Regions from separate parts of the Homo sapiens genome. Here region 1 is linked to region 2. A link is a loop called in an ENCODE intact Hi-C map of the cell type or tissue named here. Cell type or tissue: GM12878. All regions are shown on one strand. Each heading gives the region's core, and the rest is flanking DNA. Links, peaks and the distances in the headings are about the cores only. Region 1 has its middle 230 kb from the start of G2E3. Region 2 overlaps PRKD1 (protein kinase D1).

What was found. Peaks named below come from ENCODE experiments on the same cell type or tissue, not always from the same donor. Only the 100,000 strongest peaks of a DNase experiment are listed, where the experiment ranks them.
Region 1: a loop joins it to region 2, with 4 times the contacts of the local background. A loop is called at or near these places in 1 of 110 quality-filtered maps.

What each region holds. Positions count from the first base shown.
Region 1 is chr14:30,323,783-30,336,069 of GRCh38, forward strand. No RefSeq gene overlaps it. Among named protein-coding and RNA genes, the nearest start is that of G2E3, 230 kb to the right of the region's middle. In GM12878, for the core only: a CTCF peak has its summit at 6,886 (motif pointing left); no DNase peak of the experiment used is centred there.
Region 2 is chr14:29,851,496-29,863,782 of GRCh38, forward strand. All of the region lies in intron 1 of PRKD1 (protein kinase D1), which reads right to left. Among named protein-coding and RNA genes, the nearest start is that of PRKD1, 70 kb to the right of the region's middle. In GM12878, for the core only: no CTCF peak of the experiment used is centred there; DNase peaks (open chromatin) are centred at 6,206 and 6,956; H3K4me3 peaks cover 816 bases; H3K27ac peaks cover 1,666 bases.

The sequences.
Region 1 (12,287 bases), core at 3,835-8,834, 470 kb after region 2:
AAAGAAAAGAAAAGAAAGAAAAAAAACAGGAGCAATAATGAAACCAAAGGAATAGCTGGAGCAATTAATCCAAAACTGTATTCTGAGAGCCCTGGGGTTTCTGGGATGGTGTCATAGGATCATGGGAGATGCAGGTGGAAAGAAGGAGGAGAAGAAGAGGGGAGAATGGGCCACTCCCTTCCTTCTTTAACCAGAGTAGTCTTGCTTTTATCCATTTCTCATTTAGGCTTCTCTGTAATATTCAATTTGAGGAAAACATTCTACTCTTTATTTAGAAAAAACTACTTATAGGTAGACCCCATTTTATTGCATTTTGCTTTATTTCACTTTGCAGATTTTGGATTTTTTACAAATCAGAGATTTGTGGCAACCCCTGGCATCAAGAAAGTCTATTGGTGCCATTTTTCCAACAGCATCTGCTCACTTCATGTCTTTGCATCACATTTTGGTAATTCTCACAGTATTTCAGACTTTTTCATTATTATTATATCTGTTACAGTGATTTGTGATCAGTGATCTTTGATGTTACTGTTGTGATTGTTTCAGGGCACCACAAACCACATCCAAATAAGACGGCGAACTTGATAAATGTTGTTTGTGTTCTGACGTGTTCCACTGACCACGCATTTATCCATCTCTCTCCCTCTCCTCAGGACCTCCTGTTCACTGTGACACAGTGATATTGAAATCAGGCCAGTTAATAATCCTACAGTGGTCTCTAAATGTTCAAGTGAAAGGAAGTGCCACACATCTCTCAAATTTAAATCAAAAGCTAGAAATGATTAAGCTTACTTAGAGAGGAAGGTATGTCAAAAGTCAAGATAGGCCAAGAGTTAGGCTTCTTGTGCCAAACAGCCAAGTTGTGAATGAAAAGGACAAGTTCTTGAAGGAAATTAAAAATACTGTCCTGTGAACATACAAATGATAAGAAAACCAAGCAGCCTTATTGCTGATATGGAGAAACTTTCAGAGATACACATGAAAGATCAAACCAGCTACAACATTCCCTTAAGCCAAAGCCTAATCCAGAGTGAGGCCCAATTCTCTTCAATTCTATAAAAACAGAGAGGTGAGGAAGCTGCAGAAGAAAAGTTTGAAGCTAGCAGAGTTTGGTTCCTGAAGGTTAAGGAAAGAAGCCATCTTCGTAACATGAAAGTGCAAAGTGAAGCAGCAAGTACCGATGTAGAAACTGCAGCAAGTTATCCAGAAGATCTAGCTAAAATCACTGATGAAGGTGGCTATGATAAACAACAGATTTTCAGTGAAGACAAAACAGTATTCTATTGGAAGAAGATGTCAACTAGGACTTTCATAGCTAACGAGGAGAAGTCAATGCCTGACTTCAAAACTTCGAAGGACAGACTGACTCTTGTTAGGGGCTAATGCAGCTGGTTGAAGCCAATGCTCATTTCCCACTCTGAAGATCCTATGGCCCTTGAGAATTATGTTAAATCTAATCTTCCTGTACTTTACAAATGGAGCAAGAAAGTTTGAATGGTATAACTTCTGTTTAGAGCATAGTTGCTGAATATTTTAAGCCCACTGTTTAGACCTACTCTTCAAAAAAAGATCTCTTGCAAAATATTACTGCTCACTGACAATGTGCCTAGTCACCCAAGAGCTCTGATGAAGAAGTACAAGGAGAATAATGTTGTTTTCATGCCTGCTAACACAACATCCATTCTGTGGCTCATGAATCCAAAAGTAATTTCAATTTTCAAGTCTTACTATGTAAGAAATTTATTTTTGCCAGGTGCAGTGGCTCACACCTGTAATCATAGCACTTTGGGAGACTGAGGTGGGAGAATTGCTTGAGGCCAGGAGTTTGAGACCAGCGTAGGGACCATAGTGAGATCCTGTCTCTACTAAACTTAGCCAGGCATGGTGGCATGCACCTGTGGTCCTAGCTACTCAGGAGGCTCGGGTGGAAGGATCTTTTGAGCCCAGGAGGTCAAGGCTACAGTGAGCCATGATCGTGCACTTCAGCCGGGGTGACAGAGCAAGAACCTGTCTCAAAAAAATAATTAAATAAATAAAAATTCAAAATAAAAATAAAAGAAATTTATTTTCTAAGGCTATAGCTGTCATGGGTGGTGTGATTCTCTGATGAATATGGGAAAAATAAATCAAAAACTTTCTGGATAGGATTCACCATTCTAGATGCCATTAAGAACATTCATGATTCATGAGAAGAGGTCAAAAAACCAACATGAACAGGCGTTTGGAAGAAGTTGATTCCAACCCTCATGGATGATTTTGAAGAGTTCAAGATTTTAGTAGAGGAAGTAAATGCAGATGTGGTGGAAATAGCAAAAGAATGAGAATTGGAAGTGGAGCCTGACAATGTGACAGAATTGCTACAATCTCATGATAAAATTTGAATGGATGAAAAGTTGCTTCTTAGGGAAGAGCAAAGAAAGTGCTTTCTTAATACGGCATGTATTGATACTTCTCATGAAGATGCTATAAACATTGTTGAAATGACAAAAAAGGATTTAGAATATTCCATAAACTTAGTTGATAAAGCAGTAGGATGGTTTCAGAGGACTGACTCCAATTTTGGAAGAAGTTCTACTGTGGGTAAAATGCTATCAAACAGCATCTCATGCTAAAGAGAAATCTTTCATAAAAGGAAGAGTTGACTGATACAGCAAACTTCATTGTGGTCTTATTTTAAGAAATTGCTCCAGCCACCCCAGCCTTCAGCAACCACCACCCTGATCAGTCAGCAGCCATGGCTCAGATGATCATTAGCATTTCTTAGAAATAAAGCATTTTTCAATTCAGGTATTTACATTTTTTAGACATAAAGCTTTTGCACACTTAATAGACTATATCGTAAACATAACTTTTACAGGCAATGGGAAACCAAAAAATGTGTGTGTCATTCACTTTATTGTAATATTTTGTTATGGTGGTCTGGAACCTGAACCCACAATATCTGCAAGGTATGACTGTATTTAATCACAGTTTTGTTCATAGACATTTTGGTTTGAAATCAGAAAGTTATAAGCCTATTTTTGAATTGAACTGGGTTTTAATTTTTTATTTTTGTAACTTCAAACTTTTATTTCAGAAATATTTGGCTCTAGAAATGAGTCAGACATCTCATTTTAACTGAGACATTTTTGCCAAACAAAATGAAAAGAAAATATGAATATTCTCTCCTCTTGAAAGAGAGATGTTGCTACAGGCTCTGACTTTTTTGTTGCTGTTATAAGAATTACTTAAACACTTGTTAAGGGAGATTTAATAACGGAAATGAGGAGCAGAGTAATGGCCTTTCTCCATTAAAATTTTTATTTGCATTTTACAAGATGCACTTAATTATTTTACAACTGAAACTATTCTCTAAGGTCTTGGTCTGTACATAACGAAAAACTTCTAACCATGGAAGTGATGTTTCCCTGGGCTCTATAGTTAACCAAATCCTCTTGTTGATAGCAGTAGGAATCCTGTGAAATCCACTGGGAGATATGAGTGAGATGAGCTTCCCTATTGTATTATAGGTTTGCAACCAAGAAACCAATAATTCAGTTGTGATGCAGCCATACCCAGAGATATTTTCCTTCTTGAAAAAATCTCAAGTTTCAATTTGGAATTTTGTCAGTTTTAAAATACCAGCATTAGTACCATATTAAATTTGTTATCTTTACAGAACAATCTGGTCCCCATTAAAAGGTTGTTATTCTAAGATTCCTTTCCATAATAATCATAATTATGGCTCTAAATCCTTTATGTACATTATCTCTAACATTCATGATAATCTGGTAAAAGAGGTATTATTATATCCACTTTATAAAGCAGGACATCAGAACTCTAAAAGTCAGATGACTTGCCTAGGACCATAGTACTCAAATAAATGGTATAACATGGTTCCAAGTTCTTCCTGACTGGAATCCATATAGCCACCTTGAGGGTAGGAAGGAGGGTATGAGTTAGCATCACTTTTATTGAGCATTTACTATATGCTAGGCACTGGGCAGAGCACTTTACATACACTATCATTTTTTAATCTTCACAATGCCACAAGATAGATACTAGAATTATCTTCATCTTACAGGTTAGGAAATGAACTGAGGCTTCACCTGGTTCAGTAACCCAAGTCATAGATCTGGAAATACATGAAGCCAGATCTAAAGCCCTGATCCACCTGACTCCAAAACACAAATAAGACCAAATTTATACTTCCAACAAATAATTCTTCTCGAAAGATGACTTGCTTAGTCTCATGATGCCGCCATTGTTTAAAATTTTTCTAGAGTTCATCTTTTGAAATTGCCTTCTTAGAATCAGTTTGTGAACCACATAAGAAAAATTGTTCCCTTAAACCAACTTTATAATAATACTACATTCCAGATGACTTTTGGATTTTTCCAAAAATCAAATTTATCTCCAAAGGATAAAGATTTGATATTACTGAGACATTACTCCCTTAGGGGCATAATTTCTGTATGTTCTTTTAAAAATTAGTATCTCACAGCTCATGACGATCTCTCAGTCCCATTGTCCAACCAACCTCAGCCGCATTCCCACACTGTCCCTATCCCCGGACATATTTTCTGTGCATGCTCTCATGTGATAATTCACAGAAGAAAGTCAGACATCTCTGTATGAAAGGAGCATGAACCTGAAAGAAGAAAAAGAGAATGATTATTTAGGAGAATTCTTAATTCCCCAGAATTCTCTTCATGACAACTCAGAGCCTTTTCCCATAAATGAACATTTTAACCTGGTAAAACAGTCCTATTCCCCGGAAATGACAGATCACTTTCAATATTAGCCTCCATTTTGCCAAAACCTTCTCAAAGGGGCAGGTGAAGCTTGTGTATCTGTAGCCATTGAGCATTTTGATGAAAATTAGTATCATTTTGAAATTCCAAATCACTCATAGGATATCACTTTTGAGCTAAAATCCTACTAAGTTGGGGAGAGATTGGCATTTAAACAGATGTCAGCAGTGTTTGGGGAAATGTAAATTGAGGTACAGATGGTGACTGCTAGGGAGTTAAGAGCATCTGTGTTCTAGGAGAAAAAAACCATATTTGTGAAAAAAAATTTTAAATAATAACTGAAATTCCCAACTCGATTTTGAAAGAAGACAAGAATATATTCTCATTGGATGGCACTGTTTGATAAGTTTCTTATCATGTCAAAGATGACTTGAATTTCTGGATCCTGGATCTAAATTAGATTCAATATGGGGAATTATATCCCACATCTTCAGTAAGCCAAAATTAGAACTTCTACTACAAAAAGCACAACTAACTGAGGGTTAACATGGTCAAGTAACCCAAGTCATACATTTGAAATATATGAAGCCTAGATTTTGGATTCTTCTGTTTCAGTCAATTACATACCTCAATGTAAGCTGTAGGGAAAACATCAGTTATCTGTGATACAGCGGTTAAGAGCAGGGCTCTGGAGACAAAGAGACTGAGTTCAAATTCTAGCACTACCCCTTTGTAGCTATGTGACCTTGGGACACATTACTTAATTTCTCTAGGCCTCAGTTTCCTCATTTGTAAAATGAAGATAAAAATAATAATACCTAAATCCATAGGATTGTTTTGAGGATCAGAGCCACATGTGAAGCGCATAAAGCCTATGGTAAGCATCACTAAATGTTAGCTAGTATTAAAATAGGCTTTCTTTCTAATCCTAGGAGATCTATACAGGACTGGGTATCACTAACCTACTGTCTCCCCGGGTCCCCCATCCCCACCCCTATCATGACCTAGTGAGAACAACAACCTATAAATCTCAGAAACTGGGAAATCCATAGTTTGTGCAGATCACCAGGCTTTAACAAAGGTCCTTTGTTCTCCCTTCTAATGGGTCTCTAGAGATTTCCCATCAAAAGAATCAGTCACTCTGAATATGAACACCTACAAGTTTTTGTTTTGTTTTATTTTGTTACTGTTGGGTTTATTTTTGTTGTGGTCAAAAACACCTAACACAAAATTTCTCATCTCAACCATTTTTAACACTACATATTTGTAGTTTTTAGGTTAGTCCTTTTTGTGAGATGCAGAAACCTTTTCAGGTCGCCAGGATAATTCAGAAAGTTACATTTCTATTAATGTCATTAGCATTCTAGAAACCTAGTGTGCTAAAACACTTTTCCACTAAAAGATCTAATTTACAAGGCGGAGAAGACTGAATCAACATCTCTCTATTCTGTGTGTTTGTTTGTTTGTTTGTTTGCCCCTAAGGATTCTTATGCTCAGCTGCTCATATTAATCTAGTTTTTCAATGAGTTTTCCCCTTAAGGGAAAATCAAGAAACCAAAAGGTTAATCAATTCAGTCATATTAGGGAGCCATGTAGGAACCATATCAAAATCCAGACTCCCAGGTTACAGTTTAATGTGCTGTACATCTTCCTGATTGGAATGAGTTTATGCATTAGATACCATACACAAATGGATGCATTTAACTTACTTCGTTCACGGCATACCCGCAAACTCATTTACTGGATCCATAAGCACTTGTAAACATTGCTAATGGAGTTTGCTAAATGAATATTATAAACGTAATCCAAATGAGCTCTCCACGGAAATTGCAAATCATATGAAAAATATAGTGCATTTGGTTATAGCACATTTCAGGAACGGTATGTTTTAGTTAATTGTGGTAGTATATTATACATGGCTAAATGTCAGTACTAGCACCTAGAAAAAAAAATAACTCTTTCTGCTTGCTGAATACCATTCAACTGAGGATATTAAATATGATATAATCCATAAATCAAAGGTACTTTATTACTAAAGTAGATCTTTGTGGCTCACACTGTATCCCTGGGAGGAAGCTAGGGCTCTTAAAAAGATGTGCAAACTCCTTTGGGCTGTTAGAATTATCATTAGGATCCCTGAGACAGTTTTCAAAATGGTGCACCCTGGTGGCTTGAAATAGTTACTACATCTTTCAAAAGACATTCACATTGGGATTTGAATCAAAAGTTATGCTCTTTAATTAATAAAACTACAGAGGCAGTTTTAAACATATGGTAGTCTTTTTTTCTTTCTTCTTTTTCAAATACTGTCATATTTTCAATTATGTTTTCTATAATTTACGGTTACTTTATTTGAATGAAAATTCGGTTTTAAAGTCATCTCTTGCCCAAACTGGAAGCAAGCCATAATCTGAGACTTCTAAAAGTTTTCTCATCTTGATGATAATGTATTTCAGGCATTTGCAAACTAAAAACGCTATTCACAAATGGAAGTCTGATGCTTATAAGAGTTCAATCCTCTCACAATGTGAACTTTCATTCTTTTGTTTTATAGAGTGAGAGACTGAATATACAAATGGACAGTGGTCAGATCATATGTAAAAACAGAGCTTTGACTTCTAAAATGGAGTCATCTTCCCAGGAAACCAACCCATCATCAATAATAGCTGGCCTCCTATAAGTCAGACTTGTAGGAAATCAGACTGCTATCTCTGGTAACAATCCAGAAAGCCAAACAATTTCCTCTGGAACAGTCAGCCTCAAAAGGTCAGGACTTCATTAATAACCCACATCTTCTCTAATCTTTGTCACTGCTCCCAACTTAGGATCAACCACAAAAAGCTAAACATGCACCCCTAATAAATCACATCAGATGCCCTGCTTCTATTAATGGTTAGTTCATCTACAGCTTTCCAATGCCAATAGCCTCCAGTTAGGGCATACCTGAAGCTTTCCCTTTGTCTACTGTGAAGTTTCTCCACTTCTCTACCTGCCTTTGAGTCTCTGCCAAAACAAAAGTGACAGTGATTGTTGTAGCTGACTCCCTTTCTAAAGCAATCTCTGAATAAATGACCTTTGCTTGTTCTCATTTGGTTGGTCTTTGCTTATTTCTACAAGAACAACCCAGATAATGTTTTAGAGACCAAAGTAAATGCTAAAATACATTTTATCTGGCATATGGAAAGAACTGTTGGGATTTATATTCTGGTAGAGATTATCCTTTGAAGCGTTACAGAGCCTATATCATTCTGGAAGAAACTCTTCTTGAGATATACTTTTCATGTATATAAACAGATTTCCCAGGACAAGAAGGTATGAGCCAAGTTATTATACAGTATCATGAAACTTTCCCTTTTTTTTTTCTTTTTTTGAGACAGAGTCTCACTCTGTTGGCCAGGCTGGAGTGCAGTGGTGCTATCTTGGCTCACTGCAACCTCCACCTCCGGAGTTCAAGTGATTCTCCTGCCTCAGCCTCCTGAGTATCTAGGGATTACAGGCACCTGCCACCATGCCTGGCTGGTTTTTGTCTTTTTAGTAGAGACAGGGTTTCACCATGCCGGCCAGGCTGGTCTCAAACTCCTGACCTCAGGCGATCTGCCCGCCTCGGCCTCCCAAAGTGCTGGGATTACAGGCATGAGCCACTGGCGCCTGGCTGAAACTACTTCTTATTAGCTATTGTTTCTTAATACCCAGAGTAATATAGCCCAACTGGATTATTACTTTAGCTACCAAGTACTAGATTCACCTCTTTTTGAACTCATCTTGGACATTATTTCTCGGTTCCTCATTCAAAGCAAATACTAAACGTCGGAGGCTGTGTTTGTAAATGCAAAGATAATAATGAAAATGGACCCCCCAGCCTTCACCCCAGTCCCCAGTGCCCAGGATGGAAAAGCATTAGTGTGTGACCTTTCCCTTTTTTAAGTTTCATAATGCTGCTTTATTTTTACCTCATTTTTATTCTTTTCTAACTTGGGTGGAGTTCTTAGGCTAAATAGAAACTGGAAAACAACCTAAAACAATAACTTACCTTTGGTAGCTGAGGATGAAATGTGCTGAGTAAACAAATACTATGGCTAGTAAATCAGTATACCTACCAAACATTAATGCCCAAGTTTTAGAACAATAGGTCAAATGTTATTTATTCAGTTATACTAAATGTGTGTTTTTCTTTGTTTAGGTTTTTTTTCTAAATCTAAAAGTGTTTTAAGAATCATGCAGTGACCTGGAGTTATCATTATGAACATGAATTATCATTATATACATAAAGCATAAACATGCATTGATTTGGCCCAGATAAAAGGAGTTTTCCAGGGAGATATGCATTTTTTTCCCCAAAAGATGCCACCAACTTCTACTACTTTCAACAGGACTCAAGATACTATTTGGAGATAAAAATGCTTTGATTACCCAGGTCTGAGACTACAGCACAAAATGTGAGTGCTTATTTTCTCTTTAATGGGCATACCCCAGATGCTACTGAGAATCATAAATCTCTTTTACATCACTATAGGATTTTCATTACAGGAGATCTTTAAACATGACATAAAAATATTCCCTTCATAATGAAGCTTATCTTATATTTCCAATCAGTTTAGCAGACCTTCAGGGAATTTTTCTGTTTCTTCCATTCCATTTTTATGACGAGGTGGCTAAAACTCAACATAATATTCTAGACAAGGATATGCTGTCAATTTATATAATGGCACCTTAATATTGTCCACATTATTCTCACTCCTCTTCCAGTGGCTTATTTTTAGCACTGTTGCCCATTGAGCAAGGCTTATGATCTTTCTCTTGGAAGGTTATGGCTAATTCAATACCCATCACTGTGTATGATTAGCTTAAATTGTTCTTTCAGATGTGCATCACCTCACACTTGCCTGTTTCAGATTTCATCTTCATCATATTGTCCAATTACCTGGTTTTGTTAAGTCTTGCTGGAATCTCTTGTGGTCCTTATTGGACTGAAAATTTAGGGTCATTGAATAATATCACTCCTTTATTCACCTCATCTTATAAATGGTTAATAAATATATTCAACAACAAAGATCTTTTCTGGCACAGATCTCCAGGGCATTCAGCTATTAACCTCATTCTGCATCCACAACTGGACCCACCGCCATTCTCTCAGGGCTCCTTCCCCGTCTTTTTAATCCCTGGTCTGGCTTTTACCTCTGAGGCTACAATGAATGACAAAGTTTTCTTATCAGCTGCTTGGAAGGTAATTTATCAAAATGCCTGTATGGGTCAAAAAAGCTCATATGCACGTCTGGCAGTGTTCATGTGATCAAAACTTAAATGGCAACCAGCATACACAATACCGTAGCCCGAGTTACGCTGATGAGCCATTTTGTATGCTGCTCCCCCTTCTCTTTCTCTCTCTTTACTTCTTTCTTTTTGTTAGAGGAATAAAATGCTTACTTTCAGTTACTTATAAGCCCTCTGGGCTCCTCTTATTAGAGGAGTCGTTGGACCTACCATCTGCCCACTCTATCTCCTTATCTGTTTAAAATAGTAACTGGATTTGACTTGAAACTCACATGACTGTGAGGTGGTTTATGATTCACACAAAGTGCATTATTTATCTTTTCCTGTGGAAACTACACAACCTAAAGAAAAGAATAAGGTTTCAATGTCATCTCGAGAAAAGGAAAGGTTTTACATTGCCAAATGAGTCAATATGAGGAGTCAATTCAAAATTGATTCTTCTGAACATTGGCCAAAAAAGGAAATAAAGTATGTCTTAAAGGGTTGGTTATTCACTCCCATGGCATAGTTTAACTTATATACAACTTTCTAGCAAGACACCCTCAACTACAGGGACATCTGTGTGTGTGTGTGTGTGTGTGTGTGTGTGCGCGCGCGCGCGCGCGCGCGTTTGGCTCTGTATAAATGTGAATTCTTAATTTAAGTGCAATGTGCATTGCCACCTTATCATCCTAACTACACAGAATTTTATACTCTAGCTAAAACTAACATAACACTCTCCTGCATCACCCCCAGATAAGTTCCAAAATGCCTCCTCAGAGCTCTAAGGTAAGTGGTATCTCATTTAAGGTAGGTGGTATCTCATTTCAACTTACAGTTTGAAATCACATAAATAGTGACAGATTCCATTTACCTTTCAGATTCTAGCAGCAGTTAAAAGAACCAAGAGGAAGAAGTGGTTATCTGGACAGGGCACTCATTTCAAAACATGTATTACATTTTCAAAGATCCTAAAATTGCTGATGATAAACCACTTAATGGCACAAACTCTCTCTTCACCAAGAGCATTTTTTGCTGCCCTCGTTGCCACCCTGTAAAACAAAATGTGGGGGAACAATCGTAAGGCTGCCCTTTTAAATCAGAAAAATCATACAGAGCAAGAGCAGATAAAGTAATAACATCTCAGTGGGAAAAGTTACATTCCACAGGTCTCAAATCCCATTCCAAACTTAAAATTGAGAGTTGTTTCATACCCAGATAATTTGCAGATTCAGACTAATGTGTGCCTGCTATTTCAAAGCTGGTATGTTGTGAAGTCTTCCTTAATATCTAGTACATTTATGATGGTTTTGGAGAAATTATCATCCAGCACTGGCATTGCCACTGCTAGCATAAATCAAGTAGTTTGGGGTTGTGCAAAGTGGGGGTAAAATCATATCAAGCCAAACAACAGATGCCAAAAGAAGGTGAACATCTCAGAGGTGAATAATAACTTGAGGGGAGATATCATGTCTTCACTTAAATCTTTCACAGCTTTTTAGTTCCAGGCATTTGGTTCAACCATCAGCTGTTTCACTGAGTTAGACAAGCCTGTGCTGCGTTCTGGTTTGGCTATGCATTTATTCAGTCAACAAAGATTGTTTACTGCCACTGTATGGCATTACTCACGATACATATGAGTATAAAAGTGAAAACAAGTGTCAGAACTTAATAAATGTCTCCTCTCAGGGCTCCACCTTGTCTAGGTTTCCTCATCCTAATTTTCTTTTGACATTGTATGATTTTAAGATATCATAAAGATGACAGCAGCAGGGGACAATTTTATCCCCACTTTGCACAACCCCAAACTACTTGATTTATGCTAGTGGTGGCAATGCTAGTGCTAGATGATAATTTCTCCAAAACCATCATAAATGTGCTAGATATTAAGGAAGACTTCACAACATACCAGCTTTGAAATAGCAGGCACACATTAGTCTGAATCTACAAATTATCTAGGTATGAAATTGAACTCTCAATTTTAGGTTTGGAAGGGGATTTTAAGATATCATTAAGATATCATCTGAAGATTGTTACCATACAAAGAACAGTGGGAAAACCCCTTATTTTATATATTTGCATTTTTCTTGCCTTCTACACTTCTTTTATAGAGCATGTAGTCATGCTAACTGAAGCACCAGAGTGTAGCATGCAACAACATGGACAACATGTCTGAATTTGGTTAAGCCCACAAAGCTTGAACAATCATTCAAGATATTCACCTAAAGACCTGGCTAATGTTACCCATTCTTGGCATCAAAATCTGTGAAATGATCACCTCTAGTAAATTTCTATTTTTAAATC
Region 2 (12,287 bases), core at 3,381-8,380:
TCAGAAAAATTCAAATCAAAAACCACAATGAGATACCAACAATTTCACACCAGTCAGAATGGCTATTATTACGAAGTCCAAAAATAACAGATGCTAACAAGTCTGCAGAGAAAATGGAATGTTTACACACTGCTGGTAGGAAAGCAAACTAGTTCAGCCACTGTGGAAAGCAGTTTGGAGACTGCTCAAAGAACTAAAAATAGAACTATCACTCAACTGAGCAATATCATTACTGGATCTGTAAACCCCAAAATAAATCATTCTACCAAAAAGACACATACACTTATATGTTCATCACAGCACTATCCATAATAGCAAAGACTTGGAATCAACGTAGGCACCCTTCAACAGTGGACTGGATAAAGAAAATGTGGTACATATACATCATGGAATACTACACAGCCATAAAAAAGAACAAAATCATGTCCTTTGCAGCAACACAGATGGAGTTGGAAGCCATTATCCTACACAAATTAACACACAAACAGAAAACCACATACTTCATGTTCTCACTTACAAGTGGGAGCTAAACACTGGGTACACATGAACATAAAGATAGGAACAACAGACACTGGAGACTACAAGGCGGGAAATGATGGAGAGAAACAAGGGTTTAAAAACTACCTAGTGGGTACTATGTTCACTGCCCTAGTGACAGGTTAAATCATGCCACAAACCTCAGCATCATGTAATATACCCATGTAAAAAATCTGCATATTATACCCCTTGAATCTAAAATAAAAGTTGAGAAAATAATGTGTGGATAAAATGAAAATATCAATAAAGAGGCAGAGAACCTAAAAGAAAAAGGAAATTATGATGCTTAAAAGTATAATAAATAAAATAAAAAACACACTAGAGAAATTAGAAGGTAAACTTGAGCAGGCAGATGAATCAGCAAACTTGAAGATAGAACACTGGAAATATCTATTCTGAGGAAAGGAAAGAGAAAAGACTGAAGAAAAGTGAACAGAGCCAAAGGGACCTGTGGAACACCATCAAGTGAACTAACAAGTGCATTGTGGGAGTACCAGAAGGAGGAGAGAGAGAGAGAGAGAGAAAGAGAGGCATAAAGAGTATTTTAAGAAATAATGGATGAAAACTTCCCAAATTTGATAAAGATGGAATTTTGTGACATCAAAAACTGAAAGGATTGGGAACAAAGCTGTAAAAGGGGTATAGTTTTTGTATGTTACTGAAGTTAATCTGACATAAAATCAAATTAGATTTTGAAAAGAAAATGAAATGAAAGAAACAAAAAAGAAATTTAAATGTTTCACTTCAAAAAAGGATCAATGAAACACAAAGGGAGACTAATGCAGAAAATGAGAGAAGGCTAGAAAGCATATAAAAAACAAACAGCAAAATGACAAAGTAAATCCCTCCTTATCAGTAATTACTCTGAATGTAAGTAGATCAAACTCTCCAATCAAAAATACCAAGATCAGTAGAATGGATCAAAACATATGATCCAACTATATTCCGTCTACATGAGACTCACTTTAGATTGAAAAACACAAGTAAACTGAATGTGAAAGGATGAAAAAAGATAGTTCATATAAATCATAACCAAAAAAGAGCAGAAGTAGCTATATTAATATCAGACAAAATAGACTTTAAATCAGAAAAGATTACAAGAGACAATGAATATTATTTATAAATAAAAGGTTCAATTCAGCATGAAAACATAACAATCATAAATGTTCATACACCTAATAATAGATCATCAAATTATATGAAGCAAAAACTGACAAACATAAAGGGAGACATAGAAAGTCCTATAACTTTACTGCAATAATGCACTTCTGTGCACCCTATTTTATTTCAGCCTTGGATTACAGAATGTAATGACAGCTTTAAAGGCTATCTTAATTGTAGCTTTCATTTGTAAACCAGGAAACTAAAGCCCACAAAATAAACAAACTTATCAAAGCTTACATTTCTAGACAGTGGCAGAGATGATTACTTTAGCTTTAATTTATAAACTAGGAAACCAAGGCCCACAAAATAAACAAACTTATCAAAGCTTATATTTCTAGACAGTGGCAGAGATGAAATCATGCATGAACCATCTGCATTCCTACACCGAAGGTCTTTGCACTATATTCCATGTCATTTACCAGTGGTGAAGTTTCTGACGCTAAGTTACACTTGTGGAAGGATTCATCTTTGATAATAGAGGATACATCATGAACTGCATTGATACAGTTTGGCTCTGTGTCCCCACCCAAATCTCATCTTGTAGCTCCCATAATTCCCATGTGTTGTGGGAGGGACCTGGTGGGAGATGGTTGAATCATGGGCGCAGGTCTTTCCCATGCTGTTCTCATAATGGTGGATGGGTCTCATGAGATCTGATGGTTTTAAAAACAGGAGTTTCCCTGCACAAGCTCTCTCTCTCTGCCTGCTGCCACCCATGTAAGATGTAACTTGCTCCTCCTTGCTTTCCACAATGATTGTGATACCTCCCCAGCCATGTAGAACTGTAAGTCCATTAAACCTCTTTCTTTTGTAAATTGCCCAGTCTCGGATATGTTTTTATCAGTAGCATGAGAAAAGACTAATACAGTAAATTGGTACTAATACAGTAAATTGGAGTGGTGTGCTGCTGAACAGACTAATAAAGTAAATTGGAGTGGGGTGCTGCTGAAAAGATACCCAAAAATGTGGAAGCGACATTGCAACTGGGTAACAGACAGGGCTTGAAACAGTTTGGAGGGCTCAGAGACAGGAAAATGTGGGAAAGTTTGGAACTTCCTAGAGACTTGTTGAATGGCTTTGACCAAAAGCCTGATAGTGATATGGACAATGAAATCCAGGCTGAGATGGTCTCAGATGGAGATGAGGTACTTGTAGGGAACTGGAGCAAAAGTGACTCTTATGTTTTAGTAAAGATGCTGGTGGCATTCTGCCCCTGCCCTAGAGATGTGTGGAACTTTGAACTTGAGGGAAATGATATAGGGTATCTAGCAGAATAAATTTCTAAGCAGCAAAGCATTCAAGAGGAGACTTGAGTGCTGTTAAAGGCACTCAGTTTTAAAAGGGAAGCAGAGCATAAAAATTCAGAAAATCTGCCGCCTGACAATGTGATAGGAAACAAAGTACCATTTTCTGAGGAGAAATTCAAACTGGTTGAATAAATTTGCATAAGTAATAAGTAGCCAAATGTTAATCCCCAAGACAATGGGAAAAATGTCTCCAGACCATGTCAGAGGTCTTCACTGCAGCCTCTCCCATCACAGGCCCAGAGGCCTAGGAGAAAAAAAGTGGTTTCGTGGGCTGAGTCCAGGGTCTCCATGCTTTGTGCAGCCTAGGGACTTAGTGCCCTGCATCCCAGCCACTCCAGCCATGGCTCAAAGGGGCCAACAGGGAGCTTGGGCCGTGGCTTCAGAGGGTTGAAGCCCCAAGTCTTGGCAGCTTCCACATGGAGTTGAGCCTGTGAGTGCACAGAAGTAAAGAACTGGGGTTTGGGAACCTCCGCCTAGATTTCAGAGGATGTATAAAGACGCCTGGATGCCCAGGCAGAAGTTTGCTGCAGGGGCAGGGCCCTCATTGAGAAACTCTGCTAGTGTAGTGTGGAAGGGAAATGTGGGGTTGGAGCCCTCAACAGAGTCCCTACTGGGGCACCACCAAGTGGAGCTGTGAGAAGAAGGCCACCATCCTCCAGACCCCAGAATGGTAAATCCATTGACAGCTTGCACTGTGCACCTGGAAAAGCCACACACACTCAATGTCGGCCCATGAAAACAGCCAGGAGGGAAGCTGTACCCTGCAAAGCCATAGGGACGGAGCTGCCCAAGACCATGGGAACCCATATCTTATATCAGCATGACCTGGATATGAGACCTGGGGCCAAAGGAGATCATTTTGAAGCTTTAAGATTTGACTGCCCAGCTAGATTTCAGACTTGCATGGGGTCTTTAGCCCCTTTGTTTTGACCAATTTCTCCCATGTGGAAGAGCTGTATTTACCCAGTGCCTTTTACAGGATCATAGGTGAAAGGAACTTGCCTTGTCTCAGATGAGACTTTGGACTGTGAACTTTGGAGTTAATGCTAAAATGAGTAAAGACTTTGGGGGACTGTTGGGAAGGCATGATTGGTTTTGAAATGTGAAGACAGGAGATTTGGGAGGAGCCAGGGATGGAATGATATGGTTGGGCTCAGAGTTCCCACCCAACTCTCATCTTGTAGCTCCCATAATTCCCATATGCTGTGGAAGGGACCCAGTGGGAGACTGTTGAATCATGAGGGCTAGTCTTTCCCATGCTATTCTCCTGATGGTGAGTGGGTCTCATGAGGTCTGATGGTTTTAAAAATGGGAGTTTCCCTGCACAAGCTCTCTCTCTTTGCCTGCTGCCATCCATGTAAGACGTGACTTGTTCCTTCTTGCTTTCCACCATGATTGTGAGGCCTCTACAACCATGTGGAACTGTTAAGTTCATTAAACCTCTTTCTTTTGTAAATTGCCCAGTCCTGCGTACATCTTTATTAGCAGGATGAAAATAGACTAATATATGCACACTAATCCATCATAATAGAGTCATTCTCTTCCTTCAGTTTGGCTTCACTAGAACATATGCATCTGGATGAAGGATGGCACCATACAAAGAATATTGCATCCGATACCTCACATCACAAAGGGTATAAAGGAAGTTGAATGGGCCAATTGGAAAAATGCTAGAAAATCAAAAAATAGGTACCAGCCTATGCAGTCAAAGGCAAACTCTTTTTCCAAGTCTACAAGGAGTTTTTCACTTGAGACAAGCAGATCATTCTATATTCCAAATACAGCAACCTGAGCACCACTGCCAATTCCCCAATCCCTTTGAAAAAAGAAAAAAATTAATGCAGCCAATTGTTGAAATACTTGAATAACTGATTGTACAACCACAACCAAAGGTTTGCCATGGTCCCCAAGCAGAACAAAAAAGACACTAAAAACACAGATTTCTCACTAGGTATTTTTATAGGGGATAAAAGTAAACAATCAATGAAAGTGTCTCATGGAGAAGGAAATACAAATAGATAATTTTAGTGCCAGTTTTATCTGTCAGTAAAATCTGCAGCAATAAGCTCTGTTAATACCACAAGAGGAACCAATCAATGTATCGTGAGTTCAATGCACTAACTGACTGTTCATGTGTTTATCTAAATACTCAAGAGAGAAGGAGCCCAGATACCATGAAGTCCAGGAAAGAGTCCAAGTACCATGGGTCCTGAAGGCCTGCTGAAGTTTGGGTACCTAAAATAGGAACAGACTCCCGGGCACATCTCTGAGGCTGGTAAGCTAACATGAGTAAAATCACTCCACTGGAACTCCTGCTCCAAGTCTTTCTTCTGTAGCCTAATCCATTTGCCTCGGTATGCAGAACATCAAGAGTCACTTGGTGATCCTGAGTTAAAACAGCTCGAGCCTAACAAGGGAACAGTTCCTCTGGAATCACCAGTCACTTATTTCTGGGACAGTAGTAGGGAAAAGAAAAGAGACTTCAGGATCAAACAAACCCAAGTGTGATCAAACCCAACTGCATTTACTAGCCCTGTAATCTGGGGCAAATATCTTAACCTCTCACCTCCCTTGCCTTCTTTATCTACAAATGGTCTTCTTATGAACCCTTCAGGACTGTAGTAAAGACCAAATGGTATCATGAATATATGTGAAATACTAGCATACTTAGGCAGTCAGAAAACATAGTCATTAATATTGTCATTGTTATTGTCATTGTTTTGGCTCAACATGCTGACAGGCCAGAATATGGGCCTCAGGAGCATGAACCCTATCCACACTACCCTCATTTGCAACCACCCAGCTTATAAAAGGCAGAAAATAAAAATGCATGAGAGCCATCAGAGAAAACAACAACAACAAAAAAGAAACACCAGTTTTTTCATGGAAGGAAGAGAAAAAGTTAAAAAGCAAGGCTGCACACCTTACCTGGGCAGGAGACTGAAAGGAATTGTTGGCCTTCCTGACAGACCCAATGGCCTCCTGCCCACAGTAGGTCCTCTACATTCTCTGAGGATTTTCACATAGCTTTTTCAGGTAGCTCAAAATGCCAGCAATTAGTGATTCAAGTGTCCTCTTCAGAAAATGCAAATACCTTCGTTCAGGTTAGGGTTATGCTTATATTATGTCTCATTCATACACTTAGAAGAAGTTGTTCAGTCAAACTGCTCCCCTCTAAGAAAATGCTAGAATGCCACAAAGCACTTTTTATGAGTAAAGCAGGCTGCGGGGAGGAGAAAGGAGGACTGAAAAAGGCAGCGAGGGGAAACAGGGGAAGTCTAAGGTGGTGAAAATCTGATAGAAGAATGTGAAACCAAAACTAGCTTATTTAAAAATCTCCCTAAAAGATGACTGCCAATTCTACAGCAAAAGACTCCTCTCCACATTTTCTCTCATTTTCCTTGGTTCTGTCCTCCTAAGAACCAGAGTGGAGTCTCCTATCATAGTACCACAGTGAAATTTTTAACATGGGTTCAAGGAGATTCTGTGAGCCAGCTAAGAAATTTAACTTTAGTTGTTTAACTTTTTTTGTATGAGAAAACTAGTTCTGAGTTCATACAACTCACTTACATAAGTCACTGAAAGCAGAAAGTAAACTGTCTTGCTTAAGATCAACAATTATTTCATTAAACAAATAAATGAACAGATACATCAACAAATGAATAAATTAAGGGGAGGGCTTCCTGATTAGACTCACCCCTGATCTCAGTTTGGTTTTCTTCTAAGCACCTATCACCATCTGACCTCATAATTCATTGACCATCTTCCCTACTAGAACATAAACTCTATGAGGGTACAAACTGGTTTTTACACTACTGTTGTCCTCACCTATAATAGTGTATGGCAAATTGTACATGCTCAGTAAATATTTGTTGAATAAGTGAATAGCTGAACTGAACAGGAAATGTCTCTATAAGACCTTTGAGGTTTAACCCTAAGACTTTAAGAGTAATGCTCCAGTTCCCTCCCTCGCCCAGTTCCCCATTTCTAGTTTCACACCAGAAGAACATGACTACGTTCTGAGCTTGTGATCATTTCCCTTTAAATAATGCCCTATGGATCACTTCGAAACACTAGAGATTACTTGTCATGATACTGGTTACTGTCCCTACTTTTCCCCTGGGATTTTTTTTTTCTTAATGGCAAACCTTCAAAGAGGTTCCACCTGCACCAAAAATAGAAAATTCCACATAAATATAATGGCTTTCCCTGCTCTTTTTTAAGTACCTTAAACTCATTATCTTTTATCTTTGAGAAGATCTCTGAAGCCAAATCACACAGAACTGAAAGATATTCTCATTTCTTTTTCCATAGGAAAAACAAAAACAAAAAACTCTGCTATTTAGAAAAAATGCTGGGAGGGGGCACTATAACCTATTGCACCTATAAGTGTCTGTAAGTCACTTCCCCTGGCACCATCTGCTTCCAATATTACAAGTCTCCTCTATTTGAATAATGACACAATACCTTTTCCCCCTAATTGATTACTATCTTTTTAATTACAAAAAGGTCTTTACTACTAAACCAATGGCAAAAAGCAGGTCATACTAACTGTTATAAAATAATATAGCATTTCCCCACTTGCAAAGATTCATACATTAAATGTCTGATAATTCTCAAAATCAGTTAGGCCATCAAAAGTCAAAGCCAAGCTGCTTGTAAATCACATTTAAAAATCTGACAGTAAGCTGGGCGCCGTGGCTTATGCCTGTAATCCCAGCACTTTGGGAGGCCGAGGCGGGTGGATCACGAGGTCAGGAGATTGAGACCACCCTGGCTAACATGGTGAAAGCCCGTCTCTACTAAAAATACAAAAAGAAATTAGCCAGGCGTGGTGGCTCACACCTGTAATCCCAGCACTTTGGGAGGCTGAGGCGGGTGGATCACGAGGTCAGGAGATTGAGACCATCCTGGCTAACACGGTGAAAACCCATCTCTACTAAAAATACAAAAAATTAGCCGGGCATAGTGGCGGGCGCCTGTGGTCCCAGATACTCAGGAGGCTGAGGCAGGAGAATGGCATGAACCCAGGAGGCGGAGCTTGCAGTGAGCTGAGATCCTGCCACTGCACCTCAGCCTGGGCAACAGAGCAAGACTCTGTCTCAAAAAAAAAAAAAAAATCTGACAGTAATAATGTCTTTATATTCAGTCAACAAGCTTCCTCATGTAGATAAATAAGTAAAATAAAATAAACTTCACTTTATAACTCTAATCTCATTATAAGAATTCGAACACAGAAAAGGAAATTTATTAACTAATTACTATGAAGTTATATGGCTTGGTAGTAAACATTCAAAGCATGCAAAAAGACGTGGAATTCTTCAGTTGGAGACAATACTCAGGAAATAATATAGTTTTTTAAATAATTAATTATAACATACTCAGTCTAAGATATTTCTTTAAAAACAATGCATAATTAAAATTATTCACATATATCTGAATGAGTAAACAGATTTTGAATGGAACCAAATACATTAAAGTGTACTTGTGAGTTTTTAGAACACTTTCTTATATAATTCAGTACTAGTCAAATTAACTCTTCATTCCTAGAGACTTAAGGGCAAAAGGTTGCAAGGCTTAAGTAGTAGTTTTGAAAAATTAACACTTTACTACTCAGAATACATGTGAATAAATGTGCCACATCTACAATCTGCAAAACAAGTTCACTTCTTTCTGCTGTGGGTGCTATTCCTGAAAAAATCAAAGCGATTATAAAACAGGCACCTTGTTTTTTTAGACATGACCCACTGTGTTGCAGCGAAGGCTGCGGAGGGAAAAAAGTTCTATTGCAGCAAGCAAATGGCTACACTTTTCTGAAAGAATGAAATCCAAACTAAATCACATCGTGTGTAGCTCAGAAAGGGACATGAAGATACTCTTCTTAATGTAAGGCAAGATAGGTGATATATCTCCTAATGGTAAAAGCTGCAAGATAAGAAAGAGGTCTTGCCTGAGAACCAGCTACTCAGAGTTGCTGCAATCAACCCAAGAAACACTACATTGAGATATCACGTTAATTCAAACTTGAGCTCATTCAGCTCAAATATCACCTGGGGAAGTTGTTGCCCAGAGCTGATACAGGAAGATACTTGTTTTACAGCTATAACTTTAGAAATTAAATTTAAATTACTGATATAATTTTAAGATTCCATGTATTGCAAATGCCTTTTCACTTAATAAACATACCTATGTGTATTTAAACATGTACAATTTAGGAACTGCCTTTAAAATATTACCTCCTGTCCTTTTAAGTAGGTGTTCTTCCTCTCCCTTCATAGATAAGGAAACAGATACTTAAATAATTTAAATGACATTCCTAAGGGCACTGGATAATAAGTTGACTCAAATTTAGGTTATTTGACTCCAGGAGCAACTGACATTCCACTAAACCAACTTTCCAGCTTTTCCCAGATCTTTATCTTCCCCAATTATGGGTTAATTCCGTAATTAGTTTAAAAATTCCACACTTACTAAAAGAATATACCAGTCCAATTTTCGAACCTAGATGAAATGGACCTCCCCTTCCATTACTTACTTTTTAATATTTGTATTAAAAATTATTTCAAAATATACTAAACAAGCCAAATTAAACTCATTTGTCTGCCAGAATAAAGTACAAATGGCAAAATTTAGCCCAACAAACTATGACTAGCACCTCTTAAACTGAATATAACTTATAGCAAATGACAGCTTTGAAGAAAAAAAAATGGAATGGAGAAAAGAGGGCTTTCTGTTTGATTGGTGCCACTTCTCACAAACTGAGATGGTTTTAGCTTGGTAATCTCAAATACCAGATGCCCTGACTTGTACAAACTATATCCTGACACACCTTCACTAAAAGATTTTATACCATACATAACCTGACCTTACCTCTTCAAGTGTTTTTAAATTGTATTTATAATTTTTTTATATTTTATTTTTGTGCATATGTAGTAGATGTATATACTTATGTGGTACATGAGATATTCTGAGACAGGCATGCAATGCATAATAATCACATCATGGAAAATGGGGTATCCATCCCCTCAAGCATTTACTCTTTGTGTTACAAACAATCCAATTATATTATTTTATTTAAAATGTATAATTATTATTGACTATAGTCACCCTGTCATGCTATCAAATACTAGGGTTTGGTTTGGTTTTGTTTTCGTTTTTGTTTTTTCTGAGATGGAGTCTTGCTCTGTCACCCAGGCTGGAGTGCTGTGATGTGATTTTGGCTCACTGCAACCTCTGCCTCCCGGGTTCAAGCGATTCTCCTGTCTCCGCCTCCAAAGTAGCTGGGACTACAGGTGTGTGCCACCACACCCAGCTAATTTTTTTGTATTTTAGTAGAGATGGGATTTCACCATATTGGCCAGGCTGGTCTCAAACTCCTAACCTTGTTATCCACCCACCTTGGCCTCCCAAAGTGCTGGGATTATAGTCGTGAGCCACTGTGCCTGGCCCAAATACTAGGTTTTATTCATTCATTCTAACTATTCTTTTGTACCCATTAACTGTCCCAGCCTCCCTTCTGTCCCCTCACTACCCTTCCCAGCCTCTAGTAACCCTCCTTCTACTCTGTATCCCCATGGGTTCAATTGCTTTGATTTTTAGATTCCACAAATAACTGAGGACATGTGAGGTTTATCTTTCTGTGCCTGTTTTATTTCACTTAACATAATGACCACCAGTTCCACCCATGTTGTTCCAAATGACTAAATCTCTTTCTTTTTTGTGGCTGACTAGCAAATACCACATTTTCTTTATCCATTCATCTGTTGACGGACACTTAGGTTTCCTCCAAATCTTGGCTATTGTGAACAGGGCTGCAAAAAACATGGGAGAACAGATATCTCTTCAATACACTGATTTCCTTTTCGGGGAGGGGGGTGGTATTTCTGTACCCTCAGCAGTGGGACTGCTGTATTGTATGGTAGCTCTATTTTTAGTTTTTTGAGGAACATCCAAACTGTTCTCCATAGTGATTGTAATAATTTACATTCCCACCAATAGTGTATGAGGGTTGCCAATTCTCCAAATAATCACCAGCATTTATTTGCCTTTTGGATAGAAGCCATTTTAACTAGGTGAGATGATATCTCACTGTAGTTTGCATTTCTCTGATGATCAATGATGTTTAGCACCTTTTCTTATGTCTGTTTGCCATTTGCATGTCTTCAAGAAATACCTATTCCAATCTTTCCCCATGTTTTAATCAGATAATTAGATTTTTTTTCCTATAGAGTTGTGTAAGCTCCTTATATATTCTGGTTATTAATCCTTTGTCAGATGGGTCATTTGCAAATATTTTCTCCTATTCTGTGGGTTGTCTCTTCACTTTATTTTTTCCTTTGCTGTGCAGAAGCTTTTTAACTTGATGTGATCCCATTTGTCCATTTTTGCTGTGGCTGCCTGTGCTTATGGGGTATTACTCAATAAATCTTTGCCCAGACCGATGTCCTGGAGAGTTTCCCCAAGCATTTTCTTTTGGCGGCTTCATAAAACAAAATTAGCTTTGACTTTGATAAAGACAGCAACATTCTAATAATCTGAATTATTTTGCCACTCTTTATAGAGAATTTCTTACTGAATGGCTGTAGCATAGTTCAAGGTTTCCTTTCAATCACCTCACAAGTGGGAAATACACATATATTAAGTAAAACTGGCAGAAAAGAGTCAGTTTAGGAGTCAAAAATTAAACAGCTTATTTATTTCACATTACAGACATTTAGGTAGGTCCCTTTAGTATCCTTTCAATATCATTCTCTTTGTCTTTTAATTAATAAGGTAGGTACATATTATTACTCATAGATTAAGGCAAAAACAAGATATCAGATATAAAAGTGTTTTGAAGACAGTGGAATTAAAAATGAAGTGGTTTTAACTAAATATTTCACCAATATGAGGAAAATCCCACTCCCCTGGAGATCGAAATGAGCCATCTTATTCTTCAGTTCTATTGTCTGTTCTATCGTCAACTCTAGTTTTTCCTTTCTCTCGAAATCTCTCACTCTACTTTGTTTAAAACAAACAAGCATGGATTTTAGACTTCTGGACTCGATTTGGCTTTTAGGACTAAATGTTGAATGTTAGACAAGCCCTGAGGAGATTTATATCTCCTCTGATCACAAAGTGACATATTATAACTGAAGAAAAACAGAGAAAAATAAATAAAGATATAATGAAAAATTAACCAAAGTACATGAGGAAAATGTGACAACCTTCTCTCCCCCTTGGTTTTCAAGCTTCCTTGGAGCATTCTACAATCTTACTCTTTTTCAGGTTTGGATAATG